Regions from separate parts of the Homo sapiens genome. Here region 1 is linked to region 2. A link is a contact called in ENCODE Hi-C data. All regions are on one chromosome and are shown on one strand. Each heading gives the region's core, a stretch centred on a gene start or an enhancer-like site at or near the end of the contact. The rest is flanking DNA. Distances are from core to core; before and after follow the strand shown.

Region 1 (5,039 bases), core at 1,489-3,988, 68 kb after region 2:
ACCTTGCCTCTATCGACGCAGAGGCCACCCAGAGCTTCCCCGCAGCGTCCACGCACACGCCGGCCGGCATGCCCTGCTCCGGATGCAGCCGGTACAGGAGCCTCCGGTTCACTGCAATGAGAGGACCGGGATGGGCAGGGGCCTTCCCAGCCCTGGTGAGTGCCCTGCTGAGTGCCAGGAGCAGGCAGACCTCAGGCAGGCCCGTGACCCTCCTGGATGTGAGTGGAGCCTGGAGGAGGTGCACCTAGCTCGTTGGGAGCCTTGGACGTGGCTGGATCCTGATGCGTACAGACCCCGTTTGGCGAACAGCTGTAGGCTGAAAATTAATGTCCCCAAATACAGCTGACCAGGGCACACACCTCCTCAAACGCCGGCCCAAGGACATCACCCTTTAAACAGCATCCAATCTCTCTCCTAGTTCCCACCGAGGATTATGAACGAAGCCTTGATGTACACCTGTTGACTTTGTGGAAGATGGGAGACTTCTCTCCCAACCCGAAGCACTTCCAGCCCAGAAACCCCAGTGACACCTGGTCGAAGGCCTTGTACCTTGGCCTTTCTTTCCTCAGGTGGAAATGAGAAGAAAGAACATGGCCCCAAGGACAGACACCAGATAACTGGGGACTTGGCTGTCCACCAGCTGGGAACTGAGAGTTATGCCTGCTCCAGTGGCCCATCCTGCTAGAAAAAAGATGTCTTTACCAGGAAAACGGGATGTGGCAGTCCTCACCCACCCACAGGATGACCTGGTCCCCACCAACATCCAGGGATAACCTTGAACCCATCGACATCCAGGGATAACCTTGTCCCAGTCAACATCCAGGGATGACTTTGTCCCCACCCACATGTGGAGGTGACCTCGTCCCCATCAACATTCACCAAACATGCAGAGATCACCTTGTCCCCACCAACGTCCGGGGATAATCTTGTCCTCATCAACATACAGGACTGACCTTGTCCCGATAAGCACCCAGGGATGACCTTGTCCCCACTAACAAGCAGAGATAACCTTGTCCCAATCAACATCCAGGATGACCTTGTCCCCACTGACATGCAGAGATCACCTTATCCCCACCAACATCCAGGGATAACCTTGAGTCAATCAACATCCAGGATGACCTCATCCCCACCCACATGCAGAGATCACCTTGTTCCCACCAACATCCGGGGATAACCTTGAATCAATCAACAACCTTGAACCAATCAACATCCAGGATGACCTTGTCCCTATCAACATCCAGGACGACCTTGTCCCCACCCACATGCAGAGATCACCTTGTCCCCACCAACATCCAGGGATAACCTTGTCCCAATCAACATCCAGGATGACCTTGTCCACCACCCACATGCGGAGATGACCTCGTCCCCATCAACATTCACCAAACATGTAGAGATCACCTTGTCCCCACCAACATCCAAGGTTAACCTTGAACCAATCAACATCAGGATGACCTTGTCCCCACCCACATGCAGAGATGACCTCGTCCCCATCAACATTCACCAAACATGCAGAGATCCCCTTGCTCTCGCCAACGTCCGGGGATAATCTTGTCCCCATCAACATCCAGAATGACCTTGTCTTCACCAACATCCGGGACTGACCTTGTCCTGATAAGCACCCAGGGATGAACTTGTCCCCACTAACAAGCAGAGATGACCTTGTCCCAATCAACATCCAGGATGACTTCGTCCCCATCGATATGCACAGATTCTAGGGAAAAGAAAGAGAGATCAGACTGTCACTGTGTCTATGTAGAAAGGAAAGACATAAGAGACTCCATTTTGAAAAAGACCTGTCCTTTAAACAATTGCTTTGCTGAGATGTTGTTAATTTGTAGCTTTGCCCCAGCCACTTTGCCCCAACCTGGAGCTCACAAAAACATGTGTTGTATGAAATCAAGGTTTAAGGGATCCAGGGCGGTGCAGGACGTGCCTTGTTAACAAGATGTTCACGAGCGGTATACTTGGTAAAAGTCATCGCCATCCTCTAGTCTCAATAAACCAGGGGCACAGTGCCCTGCGGAAAGCCGCAGGGACCTCTGCTCTTGAAAGCCGGGTATTGTCCAAGGTTTCTCCCCATGTGATAGTCTGAAATATGGCCTCGTGGGAAGGGAAAGAGCTGACCATCCCCCAGCTCAACACCCATAAAGGGTCTGTGCTGAGGAGGATTAGTAAAAGAGGAAGGCCTCTTTGCAGTTGAGATAAGAGGAAGGCATCTGTCTCCTGCTCGTCCCTGGACAATAGAATGTCTCGGTGTAAACCGATTGTATATTCCATCTACTGAGATAGGGTAAAACTGCCTTATGGCTGGAGGTGGGACATGCTGGCGGCAACACTGCTCTTTAAGGCGTTGAGATGTTTATGTATGTGCACATCAAAGCACAGCACTTTTTTCTGTACCTTGTTTATGATGCAGAGACATTTGTTCACGTTTTCCTGCTGACCCTCTCTCCACTATTACCCTATTGTCCTGCCACATCCCCCTCTCCCCGATAATGATCAATAAGTACTAAGGGAACTCAGAGGCAGGTGCCGGCGCGGGTCCTCTGTATGCTGAGCGCCGGTCCCCTGGGCCCATTTTTCTTTCTCTCTACTTTATCTCTGTGTCTCTTTCTTTTTTCAAGTCTCTCGTTCCTCCTGATGAGAAATGCCCACAGGTGTGGAGGGGCAGGCCACCCCTTCAAGGATGCACATGGAAGGATGCACAGAGGAGGATGCACATGGGAGGATGCACATGAGTTGTACAGAATGGATGAGTCCCTACACACAGGAGACTCCTTCCTGTCACAACCTGAGACCCGCTCTTCCTGTCACGGCCCGAGACACCCTCTTCCTGTCACGGCCCGAGACCCCCTCTTCCTGTCACGGCCCGAGACCCCCTCTTCCTGTCACGGCCCGAGACTCCCTCTTCCTGTCACGGCCCGAGACTCCCTCTTCCTGTCACAACCTGAGACCCGCTCTTCCTGTCACGGCCCGAGACCCGCTCTTCCTGTCACGGCCCGAGACTCCCTCTTCCTGTCACGGCCCGAGATCCCCTCTTCCTGTCACGGCCCGAGACTCCCTCTTCCTGTCACGGCCGGAGACCCCCTCTTCCTGTCACGGCCCGAGACCCCCTCTTCCTGTCACGGCCCGAGACCCCCTCTTCCTGTCACGGCCCGAGACCCCCTCTTCCTGTCACGGCCCGAGACCCCCTCTTCCTGTCACGGCCCGAGACCCCCTCTTCCTGTCACGGCCCGAGACTCCCTCTTCCTGTCACGGCCCGAGATCCCCTCTTCCTGTCACGGCCCGAGACCCCCTCTTCCTGTCACGGCCGGAGACCCCCTCTTCCTGTCACGGCCCGAGACCCCCTCTTCCTGTCACGGCCCGAGACCCCCTCTTCCTGTCACGGCCCGAGACTCCCTCTTCCTGTCACGGCCCGAGACTCCCTCTTCCTGTCACAACCTGAGACCCGCTCTTCCTGTCACGGCCCGAGACCCGCTCTTCCTGTCACGGCCCGAGACTCCCTCTTCCTGTCACGGCCCGAGATCCCCTCTTCCTGTCACGGCCCGAGACTCCCTCTTCCTGTCACGGCCGGAGACCCCCTCTTCCTGTCACGGCCCGAGACCCCCTCTTCCTGTCACGGCCCGAGACCCCCTCTTCCTGTCACGGCCCGAGACCCCCTCTTCCTGTCACGGCCCGAGACCCCCTCTTCCTGTCACGGCCCGAGACCCCCTCTTCCTGTCACGGCCCGAGACTCCCTCTTCCTGTCACGGCCCGAGATCCCCTCTTCCTGTCACGGCCCGAGACCCCCTCTTCCTGTCACGGCCGGAGACCCCCTCTTCCTGTCACGGCCCGAGACCCCCTCTTCCTGTCACGGCCCGAGACTCCCTCTTCCTGTCACGGCCCGAGACCCCCTCTTCCTGTCACGGCCCGAGACCCCCTCTTCCTGTCACGGCCCGAGACCCCCTCTTCCTGTCACGGCCCGAGACTCCCTCTTCCTGTCACGGCCCGAGACTCCCTCTTCCGGTCACGGCCCGAGATCCCCTCTTCCTGTCATGGCCTGAGTTGTTTTTCAGGTTTCTTTGGGATCCCCTTGGCTACAAACAGGTCCACTCAGTCAGCTGAGGGGCTTAGAATTCTATTTTTGGTTTACCCCACTATCAGGAGGTTGTCTGAGATAAGCCAGCCCCTCCCACCCTTGCAGGCACAGTGTGCAAGCATAAGATCTCGTGCTGGCCGCCATTCAGGTGGCAGCCACAGGGATGGTCCAGACGTGGCTCTCCAACCGTCCTTAGACCACACAAAGCTTTAGGATTTCTGGGGTCCCAATGCAGACTCTAAAGGTTGCATAGTCTGGTCTCTATCTGCCCTCAATGAGACCTAGGCCCAGTGCAGACTCTAAAGGTTGCATAGTCTGGTCCCTATCTGCCCTCAATGAGACCTAGGCCCAGTGCAGACTCGAAAGGTTGCACAGTCTGCTCTCTATCTGTCCTCAATGAGACTTAGGCACAATGCAGACTCTAAACGTTGCACAGTCTGCTCTCTATCTGCCCTCAATGAGACCTAGGCCCAATGCATACTCTAAAGGTTGCACAGTCTGCTCTCTATCTGCCCTCAATGAGACCTAGGCCCAATGCAGACTCTAAAGGTTGCATAGTCTGGTCTCTATCTGCCCTCAATGAGACCTAGGCCCAATGAAGACTCTAAAGGTTGCGCAGTCTGCTCTCTATCTGTCCTCAATGAGACCTAGGCCCAGTGCAGACTATAAAGGTTGCACAGTCTGGTCTCTATCTGTCCTCAATGAGACCTAGGCCCAATGCAGACTCTAAAGGTTGCACAGTCTGCTCTCTATCTGTCCTCAATGAGACCTAGGCCAAGTGCAGACTCTAAAGCTTGCACAGTCTGCTCTCTATCTGACCTCAATGAGACCTAGGCCCAATGCAGACTATAAAGGTTCTACAGTCTGCTCTCTATCTGTCCTCAATGAGACCTAGGCCCAATGCAGACTCTAAAGGTTGCACACTCTGGTCTCTATCTGTCCTCAATGAGACCTAGGCCCA
Region 2 (4,808 bases), core at 876-3,375:
ACGAAACACCCAGGTGATTTTAAGCTAATCAAGAGCCCCTTTCACGTGGGTGATTTTAAACTAATCAAGAGCCTCTTTCACGCAGGTGATTTTAAACTAATCACGTTCTCCCTTCACAGAACTAAAAAGGGAGGTTAATTTACACAAACGCGCAGGCTACAGCCACCCGTCCTGCCTAGGGACTTCGGGCCAAAAATGCCACCTGTCACACCTCCAATCCAGGCGCTGCAGGGCTGTTAGGAGGGGAATTAGCAGCTGGGATACCCCGATCCTACAAGGAGGGGGGTTAGCAACCCCTCCTGAAATACCAAAAAGGCCTCGGCTTCCTGCAGACGCTTAAGGAACATGCCAATCACAACCGATTTCCTGAAAAACGCAAGAAATCCTGGTGAGGGCTGGGGTTGCAGGACGCTCTGCACACCACGGGTAACAGTTTTGGGGTAGCTTCTCTGAGACCGGCTGCCTCTTACTGTCCCCTGGACCAGGGGGGCGCCGCTCTCATCCTCCTGGCATCTCCCAGGCCCCTGCCCCACTCAGAGCTCCACCGCAGGGGCTCCCGAGGCTGGACTCAGACCCGCTGGATCCCATCCAGGCCCCCAAGGCAGCAGTGGAGACCCTCAAGGCTGGACTCCAGCCCCTAATGTAGACTCAGGGACCCCTGGGATGGATGGGTTCGAACCCCCAAAGCTGACTTCAGGACCCTCAGAGCTGGACTCCACCCTCCAAGGCAGCATTCGGGACCCTCACGGCTGGACTCGAGGCCCACGGCAGACATGAAGACCCCTGGGAGGCGTCCGGGACCCCCAGGACTGAATTTGAGGCCCCCAGGCAGACGTGGGGGCCCCTGGGCGGTGGTCAGGACGCCTGGGGCTGGACCCAACCCCCAAGGCAGACGAGGAGAACCCCCGGGCGGCATCCGGGCCCCCCAGGGCTGGACTCAAGCCCCCAAGGCTAGACGTGGGGACCCACCTGGGCGGCGACCGGGACCCCCAGAGCAGGTCTCAAGCCCCAAAGGCAGACGTGGGGGCTCCTCGGCGACGTCCAGGACCCCCAGGGCTGGACTCAAGCCCCCAAGGCTAGACACGGTGACTCCGGGGTGGCGTCCGAGACTCCCACGGGGGAACTCCAGTCTCCAAGGTAGACGTGAGGACCCCCGGGCGGCATCGGGGACCCCCAGGGCGGGACTCGAGCCCCCAAGGCAGACGCGGGGATGCCGAGGCGGCGTCCAGGACCCCCAGGGCGGGACTCGGGCCCCCAAGGCAGACGCGGGGACGCCGAGGCGGCGTCCAGGACCCCCATGGCTGGACTCGAGCCCCCAAAGCAGACATGGGGACCCCCTGGGTGGCGTCCGGGACCCTGAGAGCTGGACTCGAGCCCCCAGGGCAGACGTGGGGACTCCGGGGCAGCTTCCGGGGCCCCCACGGCGGCTCTCCAGGTTCCAGGGCAGACGTGGAGACCCCTGGGCGACGTCACGGACGCCCAGGGCGGGACTCGAGCCCCCAAGGCAGACGTAGGGACCCCTGGGCGCCGTTCTCGATCCCCGGGGCTGGAGTCAAGCCCCCGAGGCGGCGTTCCGGACTCTCGCAATCAGACTTGGACTCCACCCAGCGCGGAACGGGGTAGGACGGGAGCGAGGACGAGGTGAGTGAAGGCAGCGCTGCCGCCGCCGCCGCCGCCGCCGAGGCTCGGGGTCCTGGCGCCTACCGGGCCGGCGGCTGCACCGCGGGATGGGTCTGCCAGGAGCCGCCCACGCCGAACAAGAAGCGGCCCGGTCCCGCCTCCCCCGCCGGCAGCGCGTGCCAATCACCAGCACCTGATGCGGGGCGACCAATGAGGAGCACGCCCTGCCGGGGCGCGGCGCTAGGGAGCCCGCCCCGGCCGCACGCCAATCACCAGCACGTGACAAGGGATGACCAATGAGGATCACGCCCTATGCTGCGGAGAGGCGCTGGTGAGCACGCCCCAGCTGCACGCCAATCACTAGCACGTGACGCCGGATGACCAATGAGGAGCACGGCCTGTGCCGGGGAGAGGCGCTGGTGAGCCAGCCCCGGCCGCACGCCAATCACGAGCACGTGATGAGGAGCGGCCTGTGGGCAGCCCCCGCCCCAACGTTCAGCCTCCAGACGCGCCATGTGGGCCCTGCGGGCCGCCGTACGCCCGGGGCTGCGGCTCTCCCGCGTGGGCCGCGGCCGCTCGGCTCCGCGGGCAGCCGCGCCGTCCTGCCCCGCGCGCGCGCTAGCCGCTGTCGGCCGCAGGAGCCCCGGGAATCTGGAGGGGCCGTGGGGCGGAGGGCGGGGCCTGCGGGCGGACGGCGGCCGAAGCCGCACGGGAGACGACGAGGAGGAGCCGGAAGATGCGGACGAGAACGCCGAGGAGGAGCTGCTGCGGGGAGAGCCTCTGCTGCCGGCGGGGACCCAGCGCGTGTGTCTGGTTCACCCTGACGTCAAGTGGGGCCCGGGGAAGTCGCAGATGACTCGAGGTGACCGCGGCAGGGCTTTCGGGGGAGAAACAGGAGCTGGAGACCTGGGGGCGGGGCTCTGAGGGGAGGGGGCTCATAGGTGGAGATTCAGGGGCGGGGCTCTGAAGGGACGATCTCATAGGTGGAGATTCAGGGGCGGGGTTCTGTGGGGAGAATCTCATAGGTGGAGGCGCAAGGGCGGGGCTCTGCAGGAAGGATTTCATAGGTGGAGATTCAGGGGCGGGACTCGGGAGAATCATAGCTGGCGATGCAAGGGCGGGGCTCTGGGGAGGCTCATAGGTAGAGATTCAGGGACGGGGCTCTGACCTGAGAATCTCATAGGTGGAGACCCAGGGCGGGGCTTTGAGGGGAAGAGCTCAGGTGGCGACGTAGGGGCGGGGCTTCAGGGGGCCAGGCTCTAAGGAGAGGGTCTGATGGTTGGAGATGCCAGGGCGTGGCGCTGAGGGGCGGGGCTCTGAGGGGAAGAGCTTATGGATGGTGATGCGGGGGCGGGGCTCTGAAGGGAGGATCTCATAGGTGGAGGTGCATGGGTGGGGTTCGGGGGAGGAGCCCATGGGTGAAAGGGCGGGGCTTATGGGGAAGAGGGGAGGATATCATTGGTGGAGGTGCGTGGGCGGGGCTTCGGGGGAGGGGCCTATGGGGTAAAAGTGCGGGGGCGGAGCTTATGGGGTGGAGTCCGTGGGATGGGGTGGGGCCCGTGGGGTCCGTGGGGTGGGGTGGGGTGGGGTGGGGTGGGGTGGGGTTGGGTGGGCCGGGGCGGTTCTCGCCGATGGGACCTACGTTTCTCTTGCTCTGGGTTAGAGGTAGGCACGGTGTGTTTGAGGTCAGGGAAGGGAGGGCGTCCAGCGGACCAATCTGTGTCTAGTCCCACCCCCCACCCCCCAGGAGGAAATGCAAATGAATAAGTCGCTGCACGTGTCAGAGTCTCATAAAGGTTGATTTTTCCCTTGGAAGCTCCTGTAGTCGATGAGTGGTTTTTCTTTACGGGTGTTTTCCAAAATGGCTAATTCCTGGAACAGATGAAGCCCCGAACTGCTCAGAACAGCGCGCAGACCTCTTGCCTCTCTACTCCCCAAACCTGCCGGTGGTTCCTCAGTAATCCCCTGAGCACCCGCAGCTCCCGGGTTCCCTGCTGCGCCCGCCTGGAGCCCAAATTCCATGTAAGGCAGGGTCGCCCTCGTGTCCCGCTGTGGCTCCGGTGTCCTTCTCCCGTCAGATTCCTACTTAGAGGCCCTGGGGGGACGAAGTCATATCGGGGGACAAACGGCGGCTCAAGGTGCCTTCTCCGGGGAGATTGTCTCAAGGGCAGGAGGAGGCCTCCCCGGGCAGGTGTGGACGGGGGCCCCGGGCAGAAGCGTCTCTCACGGTGGCCCTTGTGTCCCCGCAGCCGAGTGGCAGGTGGCGGAGGCCACAGCGCTGGTGCACACGCTGGACGGCTGGTCCGTGGTGCAGACAATGGTCGTGTCCACCAAAACGCCGGACAGGAAGCTCATCTTTGGCAAAGGGAACTTTGAGCACCTGACAGGTGGGTCCGTCCAGACCTGCTCCTTCCCCAAACCTCCTTTCCTGTCCGCCGCTACCGAAAACATCCAACCGAGACATGCTGAAGTACGGGGGTCTTGCGGGGCCAGAGGGGAAGCGGCCTCTCGGATTGCCCAGGTGAGCTGGGAGCACACGCCAGTAGGAGTCGGAGGACGGTGAGGCTTTATCTGTGTCGAGATTCACACCGGGCCCTGGAGAGACTTAAACTGGTAAAGATTAGGTCGGGGCAGTTTATAGAGTCCAACAAACAGGGTAGGCGGTGGACCGGCTGTAACCCCACCTGCCCCTGCAGGCCCCAGCCAAATCCTCCTCCTGGGTGACCCCCACCCCACCAGCAGTCTCTTAGGGTGGGGTCCAGCATGCGATCCTTGCGCTTCCCAGGTTTCTGACCATCCCGCTTCCAGTAGAGTTGGGAAGACGCTACTCACTTGCCCAGGTGGGGGTCGGCTGCCCTGGGTCACCTGCCCAGGTGGGGGTCAGCTTTCCTGCCTGACTCAGATGCATCTCACCCCTGCTGGGATGTGTTCACCCTGTGTGTGTGTGTGTGTGTGTGTGTCCCCAATGGGATGTGTCCACGGTGCATGTGTGTGTGTGTCTGTCCCTGTCGGGATGTATTTACTGTGTGTGTGTCTGTGTGTGTGTCTGCGTGTGTATGTGTTTGTGTCCCTGCTGGGATGTGTTTACTGTGTTTGTGTGTGTCTCTGTGTATGTGTCTGTGTGTGTGTCTGTCCCTGTCGGGATGTATTTACTGTGTGTGTGTGTGTGTGTGTCTGCGTGTGTATGT

The links. A loop is a pair of places that touch in the nucleus more often than their neighbours do. Pooled maps may share reads with other maps.
Region 1: a loop to region 2 is called in a map of CD8-positive, alpha-beta T cell, with 7 times the contacts of the local background. The contact joins the enhancer-like site here to the promoter of GTPBP6 in region 2. A Hi-C loop is called at or near these places in 1 of 168 maps with a recorded cell type or tissue (CD8-positive, alpha-beta T cell), 7 of 37 single-sample maps with no recorded cell type and 7 of 50 pooled maps.

Annotation. Positions count from the first base shown.
Region 1 is chrX:248,815-253,853 of GRCh38, reverse strand. No RefSeq gene overlaps it. Among named protein-coding and RNA genes, the nearest start is that of PLCXD1, 30 kb to the left of the region's middle. Within about 2 kb of position 2,738, at least 4 of the 41 ENCODE cell types and tissues checked have a DNase peak (open chromatin) inside an H3K27ac peak, as active enhancers do; they include CD8-positive, alpha-beta T cell, where a contact is called at or near this core.
Region 2 is chrX:316,113-320,920 of GRCh38, reverse strand. It overlaps GTPBP6 (GTP binding protein 6 (putative)), which reads left to right and starts at 2,125. Exons shown (of 10, transcript NM_012227.4): 1 at 2,125-2,482; 2 at 3,870-4,007. The coding sequence starts at 2,134. It overlaps LINC00685 (long intergenic non-protein coding RNA 685), which reads right to left and starts at 1,776. Exons shown (of 1, transcript NR_027232.1): 1 at 1-1,776.